3 separate regions of the Homo sapiens genome follow, and all the other regions are linked to region 1. The links are chromatin contacts, found by Hi-C or POLR2A ChIA-PET in ENCODE. All regions are on one chromosome and are shown on one strand. The core of a region is the stretch at or near the end of the contact, and the rest is flanking DNA. Distances in the headings are between cores, read along the strand shown.

Region 1 (3,756 bases), core at 467-2,966:
ATCTGTATCTTAAGTTATGATCTGTGGTTCTGCATCTCCGTCAGACACATGCTTTCTTCACGGGGTCGTCTGTAGGCCACGCCTCCCTAGTCAGCTGGGAAGGGGGAGAGGGTCTGGTCCACCTGCCCCAGCGGTACAAGTGGAAGGTGGGGCCCAGAGTTGCTAGTGACTCATCCCTGGAGACGGAGGCAGCCCTGGGGCCACTGCTGCCCCACCCTGTGTGTGCACGCCGCTCAGTGGTGGACAAGGACACGGAGTTTTGAGGAGACCGAGCTAGTGTGGGTGCCGACCTTTGAGTCACCACCTAAGAGGTGACCTCTCCCACATCCGTTCTGCAGCTTGGTAACAATGAAGCTGCCGCCAACCAGAGCCCCGCCGCAGTTGACACGGGAGGGAAGGGGATGGGAAGGCAGGGACCGCAGACAGCTTTCCCGAGCTGGGGCAGGTGTGACTGCGAGAGGCTCCCAGGCCCGCCTGATGCCGCTTTCCCTTTTTGGCAGGTGGCAGGATCCCATTTTCTCACTGGCGACTCCCCTGCGTGCTGGTGAAGAAGGCAGCCACAGTCGGAAGTCGCTGTGCAGAAGCAGAGAGGAGGCCCCGCCTGGGGACCGGGGTGCACCGCTTAGCTCGGCCCCCATCCTAGGGGGCTGGTTTGGCAGGGGCTGCACAAAACGCACAAAAAGGAAGAAAGTGACGTAATCACGTGCTCGATGAAGAACAGTTGGCACTTTGCAGATGGCCAGTGTCACGGTGAAGGCTGGGTTGCCCCCACGGGTCTAGGGAGAACGAACTCTTTGGGGATGACATTTTCACCGTGACATTTTTAGCCATTTGTCCTTGAGGAAGCCCCTTGCACTGCTGCGGTTGTACCCTGATACGGCCTGGCCATCGAGGACACCTGCCCATCCGGCCTCTGTGTCAAGAGGTGGCAGCCGCACCTTTCTGTGAGAACGGAACTCGGGTTATTTCAGCCCCGGCCTGCAGAGTGGAAGCGCCCAGCGGCCTTTCCTCGCTCACCAGGCCAGTCTCAGGGCCTCACCGTATTTCTACTACTACTTAATGAAAAAGTGTGAACTTTATAGAATCCTCTCTGTACTGGATGTGCGGCAGAGGGGTGGCTCCGAGCCTCGGCTCTATGCAGACCTTTTTATTTCTATTAAACGTTTCTGCACTGGCTTCCGGTGTCCCCGAGTGGTCGGCGCGGGCTCCCCGGGCTCAGGTCTGCCGCCTGGCAGCTCGGTCGTGGCTTAAAACTCCCTTGGTTGGACAGGGGACAACTGTAGATTATTGTGCCAAAAAATAAGAAAAAAAACTCCCCTGGTTGGGACAGCGCCCCGTGGAGGTTCCCGGAGGTGGCGGCGGTGGGACGGTCCCCACGCCGCACTGCCCCGCCAGCCGAGCGCCAGGTGTGGGCGGTGCGGAGAGGCCAGGTGTGGGTCGGGGGGCGGGGCTCGGAAAGCGCGGCACACGCCATTGGCTGTGCGTTTGGAGGGGGCGGGACTCTGTCAGGGGCTCACGCCATTGGCCGTGCGCGGAGGTGCGGTGGGGCGCGGCCTTCGGGGGGTGGGGCTCGGGGCGGAGGGCGGGAGGCGGGGCGGGGGAGGCGGGGGCGGGGCTCGGGCCGAGCGGCGCACGCCATTGGCCGTGCGCAGCGGGTGAGGCCCGCGTGACGGCCGCTGAGCGTGCGCCTGGCGGGGCGGGCGGCGGCGCTCGGAGTCGCCGGGAGCTGCCAGGCTGTCCGCGCCGCCGCTGCGGGGCCATGATCCGGAACGGGCGCGGGGCTGCAGGCGGCGCAGAGCAGCCGGGCCCGGGGGGCAGGCGCGCCGTGAGGGTGTGGTGCGATGGCTGGTGAGCGCGGGGCCGGGGCGGGCCGCGGGGGCGCCGGGGCCGGCTTCCTTCCGGGGCGCCGCGCCAGCCGTTGCCCGGGGACCGGGCCCGCGTTCTGGGTGGCGTCCTCGTCCGGCATGGGCCGGGGCTGGCAGGCTGCGGGGCTCGCCTGCCGGGAGGGTCGGGCTGCAGAGGCTCCGCGCCCTGCCGTGGGCGACCCCGTCTACCTCTGGCGGAGGCCCCGCCCGGTCACGCCGACCTCTCCGGTGCAGCCACCGCGCTGAGATCTGGAGCCACGGCCTCCCTGCTTCTCCGTAACCACCAGCAACCAGCTTGCCCGGCTCCGGTCCAGGGGTTCCCCTGGCCTCCGGGCGAGCGTCCCTGTAGGTGGGCATCGGGTGCGACCTGCCTGTCCGGGACCCGCGGTGAAGCCCGCGGGCTCCCGGGTCCTCCTCCGCGGGGCTAGAATGCGATCGGTCTTCCCTGGCCAGTCAGAGGGCATTGTTTTAAGAAAAGTTTCGGGTTGTCAACAAGTGAAAGGAAGACGACCGTTACTGATAATTTGCTACCTCTGACCCTTTCACGTGCCTGCCGGATGGAATCCAGGAAGCAAGCGCCTCTATCTGATTAGCCCTTCCCAGGAGAGCAAGCAGGGCCTTGTCTTCTGTGTCCGAGTCACCTCTGGGAAAAGGAATGTGGCTTTGTGTCAGTGGACTTTGACCTTGCCCTGACCAGGCCCCAGCCCCATTCCAGACTGTGCTCCCCTGGCCCAGCCTCTGCCCCCTCCTCCCCTCCAGCCTGTCCAGTGGGTACATGGGCCCGCCAGATTTTACCCAGCATGTCTGCCGGGCTCCGCGCACTGTGGCAGGGGTGCTGGGAGGAAGCAGTGGTGTGCAGTGGAGCAACTCTGTGCACTGTGTGGGCTGCCAGGGTCACACCTCTCCCTGGAGAGGCAGGGACAGCTTTGTCCACTTGAGGGGATGGGCCGCTGCTGTAAAGAAGTGGCGAAGAAGCCAGGGCAGCGAGGCCCAGTTGGTGGCAGGGCTGTGTAGCTTTGGGCTTGAGAGTTCACGTGTTAGCAGACCTAGATTTGTGAATGAAAACTCTCGAGCCAGGTGGCAAGGCAGTGGCTGTTCACCCTTAGCGTTAAGCCTGCTGAGCTTGAGGCCGTAAGGGAGGAGAGACAGGATTTTCAGGGCCAGTGATTCCCAGGGTTTTATTTTGTGGTTGGATTTGTTTTGGGTTAGCCCCAGGGACTGTTTGCTTGTCTCAAGGTAGTCTAGGATCCAACCCTACCCCAAGAGTTAACATCGGCTTATTTTAAAGTGACTGCCCAGGGCAGTTGATATTTGGTGAGGGGATAGGACACGTGGCCCTGCAGCTTTCAGTGGGCTCCAGTCTGTCCTGCACCCACCAGTCCTCTAGACCCAGCCAGGCCTTGACATCTCTGCCCCTGCCACCCTTTCTAGATCTGGCACAGGGGTCCCACCGTCAGGCCCAGGAGCCAGTGGGGTGGAGAGCTGAGCACCTACATCCTCCGAATCCCAGTCCCAGGGCTCCCAGCAGCAGCTTCTCAGAGCGCTTCCTAAGGAGTCCTCAGAGGAGCAAAGCTCTGCCCCTAACCCACAGGGACACCTGGTCCCCACCCTTGGCACAGGGACCACCCACTCTCTCTGTCTCCACAGCTATGACATGGTGCATTACGGCCACTCCAACCAGCTGCGCCAGGCACGGGCCATGGGTGACTACCTCATCGTAGGCGTGCACACCGATGGTAAGCACAGATGGCCTCGCCCACCCGCGGCCCCCCAGCCCTCCTGTGGGTTGCGACTGTTGACTGAAAGCCTGCAGGCCTGGGGCCACCTTGCCAGGGCACAGCTGTAGGGGAGGGCACTGTAGGCTCACCCAGCCCAGCCCCAGCTGAGGATG
Region 2 (3,756 bases), core at 424-2,923, 320 kb before region 1:
CCCGCTGGGGCCCAGAGTGTGGCCCACATTTGGCACCTCACTGGAGGGAGCGGCACAGGCCCTTCTGTCCCACGTGGCCAGGTCACCCCAGGACCCACCGCTGAGCCAGCCGAGCCTGGCATAAGGGTCACTGCAGGCCAGTAGGGGGGACCCGTCCGGCCTGACGGCTGGGCTGGGATCCATAGAGCCCTCTGGTAGCTGCCCCTCCAAAGTAAAGTGCCCCGCTCCAGTCAGTGGGGTCTGGCCTGATCGTGCAGGCCACATGGCTTTCTGGGTGGCCTGGATGGCGGGCCCTGCCCAAGGTCACATGGGGTCGTTACCAAGCCTGCCTTGAGACCAGGCCTCCAGGTGCCCACCCCAGACTCTGTCCACACCATGGGGCCCTGGGGGACAGACGCTGCACGTGCCACGGCAGAGCCCCCATGCACTCAAAGCCTCTCTGGGGGCAGACACCCCCCCACGGCCTCCTAGCACCTCCTCAGTTCCTTCCCTCCATGAGGGAGTCGAGCCCAGCCGCCTCCACACCACGCTGGCGGAATAGACCCTCCTTCAGCAGGGTCAGGCCAGCACCCACCTGACTTCCAGGCCTGTGCAGTGAAGCTGGGACCTTGGACTCCCCGGCCCCAACAGACACAAGACCTCCCACCCTTGTGCTCAGCATGGACAAGCCCCTGGGCCTTGGGGTGGGCCAACTGCCATTTCCCGCCCAGCAGGCCTGACTCTGGCCATCACCAGGAGAGGGACCCTTTCAGCCCATGCCTCTGGGACAGAGAGGAGGACAGCCGCCCCTCGGCTCCCCCCATCGTCCCTCACCGACTCCAGCCACCCCTGGAGGCCCCGGCCAGAGCTAAGGGCTTCCCTTCCACTCTGCGGCTCCTGTCTCTTGACTGGCCCAACACCCAGGGAGGCTCCTGACCAACCCACTTTTCGTATAGGGAAACTGAGGCGTGGGTTAGGAAGTGGGAGGCTACCAAAGGCTGCGCCTGGTTTTCCCACGAGCTGGGGGCCAGGGGTGGAGGTAGGGCGAACCCAGGGAGCCCAGCCTGGCTCTGGAGAGGGTCCCCCACTTCCCTGCACGGTCTCGGGCTGTTAGTCATTGCCCAAGGGCGGGTGTGGGTCGGGGAGTGTTCAGGGTGTTGCGAACAGGGGAAAGCGCCACGGCCCGAGCGCAAGTGCTCCCCACTCCCTCGGGGAGGCCACCCATACAGGGAGGGCTGCAGCAGCCCCACCAAATATAGCCCGCGCCCCCCGCCACCGCGGACCGAGCTATTTATACCCGGACCGGGCTTGGCCGCCGGCGCAGCCATCTCCTGGCCCGAGCCCAGCCCCTGAGGGCAGCCCGACGGGTGGGCGCCGGGCCGGACCGGGGGAGACGAGACTGGGCAGCCAGGTATGCGAGGGCGCGGAGGGGCGCGGCTGGCTCTCGGGAGCCCTCGGTGGGGCCCGCTCGGGGTCGAGAAGGCTAGTCCATGCCCCGGGCGCCCCCGGACCTGATGGACAAAGTGGGCGGGGTGGGGGTGAGAGCGCGGACCCCGAGGTCGCCCCCTTGCCCGGCACGGGGGAGCTCCTGGGCCCCGGCCCGCGCGCGAGCATCGCGGCCGCGCCTACCTGCCGCCGCTGGGCCGCCTCAGCCCGCCTCTCGCCGCCTCTCGCCGCCTCTGCCCGCCTCTGCCGGTCCGCTCCGCGCCGGGGGCGACTTTAAGTGCTCGGGTCGCTGGCGCGGCACGTCCCCCGCGCACGTCACCGCCTGGCGCCGCCCCTGCGCGCCCCGCCCGGACCCCGCGCCGCCTCCGGACGGGCTCCCGGGCCGCAGCTCCCCGACGGCGCGTCCCGCAACCCCGCCGGGCCCAGGGACCCCCCCAACCGGAACCGGCCCCGTCGGCGCCCCCGGCCCGGAGCTGGCCCGCCCCCTCTGCTCCTCGGGACTGGGTCTTCCCGGCCTCGCCTCCCCCGGAGTCCAGGCTCGCTTCGCCCCTCCGCCCCGCCGTCCCTCCGTTTCCCCGCCTCGGAGCGCAGCGCGGCAGGTCCCAACGTCCTCCAGGGCAGCGACCCCTCGCCCCCCAACGCCGGGGCCCCTTTGGTGGGGAGGTGCGCGCGGGTCCCGTGGGGTTCCGGCCGCCTGGCTCAGCTCCGGGGCCCACATCCTCCCTCTCTGAGGCCACGTCCGACCTGTCCCCCTTCAGACCTCCGCTTCCTCTCCGGTCCCGGTGCGGACGGCGGCTCTTCCTGGCTAGGGGAGCGGCCCGCGGCCTGCGCTGCCTGGATGTGGGGCACGGCCTCGCCCTCCCTGAACTTCCGTTTCCCCAGGTGGCTCCGCGCCCTGCGGGGCCCTACAAAGCCACCGACTCCAGCCCTGCGCCCCTGCCCCGCCCCTCTCGCGGCCCAGAACCCGACGCGGAGGCCGGGGCGGCTCCCACCTTCGGGGAGGCGAGGGCTGCCCACCCGCTGGACCTCGTGAGGTGCTTCTCCCAGCCTGTTTTCTCTCATTTGCAACATGGAAATAACGGGCCGCTTTGGGTGCTGAGGTTTGAGGTGGCTCCAGGGAGTAAGGCCTTTGTTGGCCTGGACCAAGGAGTCTAGTTGTCAGGGCCACCCTGCCAGGGCCACAGGAATGCTTTAACTGGCCCCTCCCGGACCCGGGGGCTTCGGGGACCGAGGCACTGGTAAGCCCGTGCCTTCACACACAAAGGAGGCAGGGGGTATCAATGGAGGACCCCTCCAGAGGGCAAGGGGAGGCCACCCCTGACAGTGAGGCCGTGTGGGCCTTGGCTCTCCATCTGCAGCCCAGCCTTGCGGGACATCAGGTCCAGTAAGGCCGCCTGTTCTTTCTATGTAATGTTACAAGCCCACCCTCCCGCTGGCATTCACAGAGGCTGGGTCTGGCCCTCACCCCTACCTGGGGCCCAACCACCCCCATCCCCAAACATCAAGATGAGGGCACGTGCCTGTGAGCAGAACACAGGCCTGTGGCAAGTGGTGAGGGGGCCTCCAACTTCACAGATGAAGACTCTACTTAGTTGGCCCGTGCTGCTCCCGCCCAGGGCAGGTGGTGCTCCCGCCCAGGGCAGGTGGTGCTCCCGCCCAGGGCAGGTGGTGCTCCCGCCCAGGGCAGGTGGTGCTCCCGCCCAGGGCAGGTGGTGCTCCCATCTTCCTGCACCAGGCGATTCATCAGTTTCTGAGGAGGGAGAGCAGCAGAGGGGTGCGAGGCACCGTGGACAGCTGCGGGAATGGGTCCCCTATGGGGTATTGCCTGCCGGGGAGGCGAGGGTACCGTGCTCCCCATCCCAGATTGTTGAGTCACCAGGCCTGCCAGCTGGGCTTGGGGCCCCCACTGAAGCCACCGAGACACCTTCCACATCTGCCTACAGCTTGGCCCTGATCCCTGAACCCTGAACCCCCACCGTAGAGCAGCAACAGGGGGAGGGAGACAGAGCCAGAGAGCCTGGGACCTCACTGCCCCCTCCTGCCTCCTGAAGGACAAAGGGGCGCCCCTGCCAGGGCCAGGTTTTCTCCCAGCTGGGAAGACGCCCAGTCATCCCTCCAGGGGTCCCAGGGAGCACCTGTGGTTTGGTTCTGACCCCCAGGCCTGGCCCCCTCTTAGGCATGGCTTCCCCTGGGTGTGGGCCCCAGGACTGTCCACCCAGAGCTGGGGTGGAGCCTCCCTGCCCTCAGAGGGGAGGGGAGCAGGCAGGCCAGTCAGCACTGGCTCCCAGCAGAGAGGTCAAGTCTGTGGGCTTTGACTGGGGGGACTGGAAG
Region 3 (3,756 bases), core at 488-2,987, 300 kb before region 1:
CTCAAAGGATCCTCCCTTTGGCCTCCCAAGGTGCTGGGTTCACAGGTGTGAGCACTGTGCCCGGCCCACACATGGGTTCCCATAGATCCCACTTTACAGGCAGGGACACTGAGGCATGCAGAGCCGGGATACAGACCAAGCAAGTCCTGGCTCCTCTTCTGGGTGTCCCAGCCCGTCTCGGACACCCACGCTTACCCAGGCCTGGTGGCTGCATCGTGGACATGGGGGCAAGGCAGCTCTCTGGGTGGGCAGAGGCAGGAGCTGAGGCAAGGATGTGGGCATCCTTTTGGGTACATCTAGTCCTAGAGCTGATCCAGGGGCCAGTCAAATGTGCAGCCAAAGTCGGGTCAACCCCAGCACTGTCCTGTGGGTGGGGGTAGCAGGGAGCCAACAGTCCAGGCCCTACATCCTGTTCTAATAGAGTGACAAGTCTGATGAGGCTGGGGGTGCACAAGCACTGAGAAGGCAGCAGGACAGGGAGCCAAACACATGGGGTGGTGGGGGAAACCAGGGAGCTGGACACAGGGTGGGGGGGTCCTGGGAGTTGGACACATGGGCCAGGTTGGGGGTCCAGGGAGCTAGACACAGGGGGTGGGGAGGGGAGTCCAGGGGACTAGACACAGAGTGGGGGGTGGGTCCAGGGGGCTAGACACACAGTGTGGGGGGTGGGTCCAGGGAGCCGGACATACACATGGGGTGGGGAGGGGGCATCCAGGGAACCAAGTCTAGGCAGAGGCAACTGGCGCAAAGGACCTGAGGCAGAAGAGGGTTTGGTGTGTGAGGCGGGACTGAGGACTGTGGGCGAGGGAGACAGCTCTACCAGGACGCATGGTTCGGGGAGGACAGGCTGCAGGGTGCCTGGGCTGCAGGCACGGCACGGAGAGGAGTGATCCAGTGTTAACAATGTGGGTGGAGGATGACACCAGACCCCTGGCTTATTGCCCCACCAGGGGAATTCCCAGACACCAAACACCCCCTCCACTCCCACGCAGAATTGCGGGCTGAGGGTTCGGGTGAGCCAGGCTGCTCTGTCCCGGGGCCGGGCTCTGTTCATCCATCCGCAGATGGATACGGACACGTGCCTTTTTCTGAGGATGTGAATGGTTGGGAATGGCTGTGCCTGAGGATGTTGTTCCCACAGGATGGTGGGGGCGACTTCGGGCCTCGGTGGGTCCCGACCCCCCTCCTTCCCCCAGTTCCCTAATCAGGGTCTGAGCGACCGCGCGCACGGCCCCTGGGCCCCGCCGGTCTCCGAGCCCGTGGGCAGCGCCGGGAACTCGTGCCCCGGTGGCCGCAGCCGACCCTTAGGCAGGACTTCGTGGCGCCCCCGGCCCGAACAGACCCCCACGGGCAGCCTCGGCCGCCCCGTGCTCCCTTCATCTCAGGGCAAAAGCTCAAGTCAACCCTTCGGGACCGCGAGCCGGGCGGCCTCAGGAAGCGGGCGCCTGGGGACCCTCGGCCGGGCCGGGGGCGGCGAAGGTGGGGGCGCCTCGCGCGGCGGAACCCGCCGTCCCCATAGCCCGGAGCCCCGTCCGGAGTCGCCCCGCTGACCGGTGAGGAGGCCGGGCTCCCTCCTTCGATCTGCGGCGGTGGTCGGGTCGGCCGGGGCGCCCCTCGGACCCGGGCGCAGCGCGGAACCCGGCGGGGCGGGAGGGGCCGGAACCTAGCGCCAGGGACCCCGTTTCCTGTCGGCGGGACCCGAGCGCTGCACCGAGCGCAGCCGGACGCGGCCGACTGACCCGGTCGCTGTGGCAACGCGGCGGGACCTGGCCAGCGCTGCTGGCGGGCGTTAGGGTGAGGTGCGGGCGGGCGGCGTGGGAGGCGTGGGAGGCGTGGGGGGCGCCGCTCCGACCACTCTTCCTGTAGAAAACCCCAGCAGCTGCCGTCCTGTCGGACGCAGCGCTTTGGTGGGGACCTGGAGCGCGAGGTCGACCCTCAGAGCTCGGCCAGGCCCGGACCGGGGATCCCCTCGCGGAGGCTGCGGCGGGGCGGGGCGGGGGTTGCGGCCGCGTGGAGCGGGAGCGTTCCCTCGGTCTCCCGTGGGTGACCTGGGGCGGTGGGCGCTGCCGACCAGGGCCCCGCAGCCCCGGGAGAATTCCCCGGGTTCCGCCGCCGGCAAGGACGGCTCCGCGCCCAGGCAGCCTTACAGTGTCTGTGAGTTTAAAAAAAAAAAAAAAAAAAGAGAGGAAAAAAAAAGGCCGGAGGCGGTGGTTCGCGCCTGTAATCCAGCACTTTGGGAGGCAGAGGCGGGCAGATTGCTTGAGGCCCGGAGTTCGAGACCAGCCTGGCCAACATGGTGAAACCCCCTCTCTACTAAAAATACAAAAATTATTGGGCGTGGTGGTGCACGCCTGTAATCCCAGCTACTCCGGAGGCTGAAGCAGGAGAATCGCTTGAACCCGATGTTGTAACTGAGGGAGTTATAGAGAGAACGCCACACTCTGAGACTACTCAGGAGTCCTGTATTGCCAGCGACTGACAGACTGCTAGAGCTGCAAATTCCCTCGGCCCCGAAGAAGGGGCTAGATTTCTTTTGATACCTTGGTCTAAATAGAGGAGGGGAGGCTAGCTGAAGCGATTTTTTTACAGAAGCAGAATAGGCAAAAAGTTAAAAGATAAATGGTTACAGAAACAGTTACAGGAAAATAAACAGTTCCAGGTACAGGGGCTTAAATTATCACAAAGTGATAAACGCAGGGGCTTTGGGTACCATCAACCGAGCGCGTTCCCAGGAGCTGCTGGTACAGCTTGCTCCAGTTTCTTATCAGTATTTTATCAGTAAGCGCATTCCTGGATGTGCTTGGAGTCAGCTTGCCCCAGTTATGTCCTTAAGGGACGGGGACAAGGGGCTGCAAGCGAAGAAACCAAAATGGTGTCTGTCCGGCCCTCTCAGCTAAGAGAGAGTCAGTCAGGTTAAAACAAAGTAGGGTACCACACCGAGAGGCGCAGGTTGCGGAGAGCCAAGATCGCGCCATTGCACTCCAGTCTGGGAGACAAGAGCGAAACTCGGTCTCAAAAAAAAAAAAAATTATCTGTAACTTAGAAAAAGGATACAAAAGGAGCACAGATTTCCCGTGTGCCTTTTGCCCAGAGCCCCTAGAATGCTGACCTCTTAGAGAACCACAGTTCATTCAGCAACATGTAGACGCTGGCGTTCATGTTGGTATCATCCCATGATCTGGTCTCCAGTATTTATTCTTGCTTAGCAGCTACCTCATGGATGACTTTACCGTGGTCCAGGATCCAATGATGAGTCCACTATTTTATAAAATGCCCCCCAGTTCGGGGGCATTTCTCTGATGTTTTGTCATAATTGATTTCATATTACTGATTTTTGGCAAGAAAACCTCAACAGGGAAATTGTGCCCTTCCCAGCGTCTTACGAGACACAGGATGCCCCTGGCTGTTGGTGCTAGTCACGTCCTGGGGGCTGAGGTGGTGTCTGCCAAGTGTGTCCATAAAGTTAGGGTCCTTCCCTTTGTAAATAATAAATATTTTGTGGGGAAATATCTTGCCACTATGTAAAAGATGATGTTTCTTTCTTTCTCTCTTTTTCTTTTTTTTTTTTCTTTTTTTTTTTTTTTTAAGACGGAGTCTCTCTTTGCCGCCCAGGCTGGAGTTCAGTGGCGCGATCTCGGCCCACTGCAACCTCTGCCTCCTGGGTTGAAGTGATTCTCCTGCCTCAGCCTCTCAAGTAGCTGGGATTACAGCCGCCCACCACCACCCCCAGCTAATCTGTGTATTTTTAGTAGAGAC

What was found. A loop is a pair of places that touch in the nucleus more often than their neighbours do. ChIA-PET counts read pairs that join two places held with the same protein, here RNA polymerase II (POLR2A). Pooled maps may share reads with other maps.
Region 2: a loop to region 1 is called in a pooled map, with 4 times the contacts of the local background. The contact joins the promoter of SLC16A3 here to the promoter of PCYT2 in region 1. A Hi-C loop is called at or near these places in 1 of 168 maps with a recorded cell type or tissue (CD8-positive, alpha-beta T cell), 3 of 37 single-sample maps with no recorded cell type and 4 of 50 pooled maps. POLR2A ChIA-PET finds 5 or more read pairs at or near these places in 3 of 52 experiments (A673, AG04450 and Panc1).
Region 3: a loop to region 1 is called in a pooled map, with 4 times the contacts of the local background. The contact joins the promoter of CCDC57 here to the promoter of PCYT2 in region 1. A Hi-C loop is called at or near these places in 1 of 168 maps with a recorded cell type or tissue (CD8-positive, alpha-beta T cell), 4 of 37 single-sample maps with no recorded cell type and 8 of 50 pooled maps. POLR2A ChIA-PET finds 5 or more read pairs at or near these places in 3 of 52 experiments (A673, AG04450 and activated B cell).

What each region holds. Positions count from the first base shown.
Region 1 is chr17:81,909,359-81,913,114 of GRCh38, reverse strand. PCYT2 (phosphate cytidylyltransferase 2, ethanolamine) reads left to right here and starts at 1,716. Exons shown (of 13, transcript NM_002861.5): 1 at 1,716-1,848; 2 at 3,513-3,601. The coding sequence starts at 1,760. It overlaps SIRT7 (sirtuin 7), which reads left to right. Exons shown (of 10, transcript NM_016538.3): 10 at 501-1,176. The coding sequence ends at 699. RefSeq lists silencers at 1,363-1,532, 1,563-1,852, 2,013-2,152.
Region 2 is chr17:82,226,959-82,230,714 of GRCh38, reverse strand. SLC16A3 (solute carrier family 16 member 3) reads right to left here and starts at 1,673. Exons shown (of 5, transcript NM_004207.4): 1 at 1,609-1,673. RefSeq lists silencers at 1,208-1,257, 1,268-1,427, 1,548-1,867, 2,028-2,167, 2,218-2,297 and 1 more.
Region 3 is chr17:82,210,823-82,214,578 of GRCh38, reverse strand. It overlaps CCDC57 (coiled-coil domain containing 57), which reads left to right and starts at 1,737. Exons shown (of 19, transcript NM_001394669.1): 1 at 1,737-1,794. RefSeq lists an enhancer at 384-1,326 and a silencer at 1,277-2,196.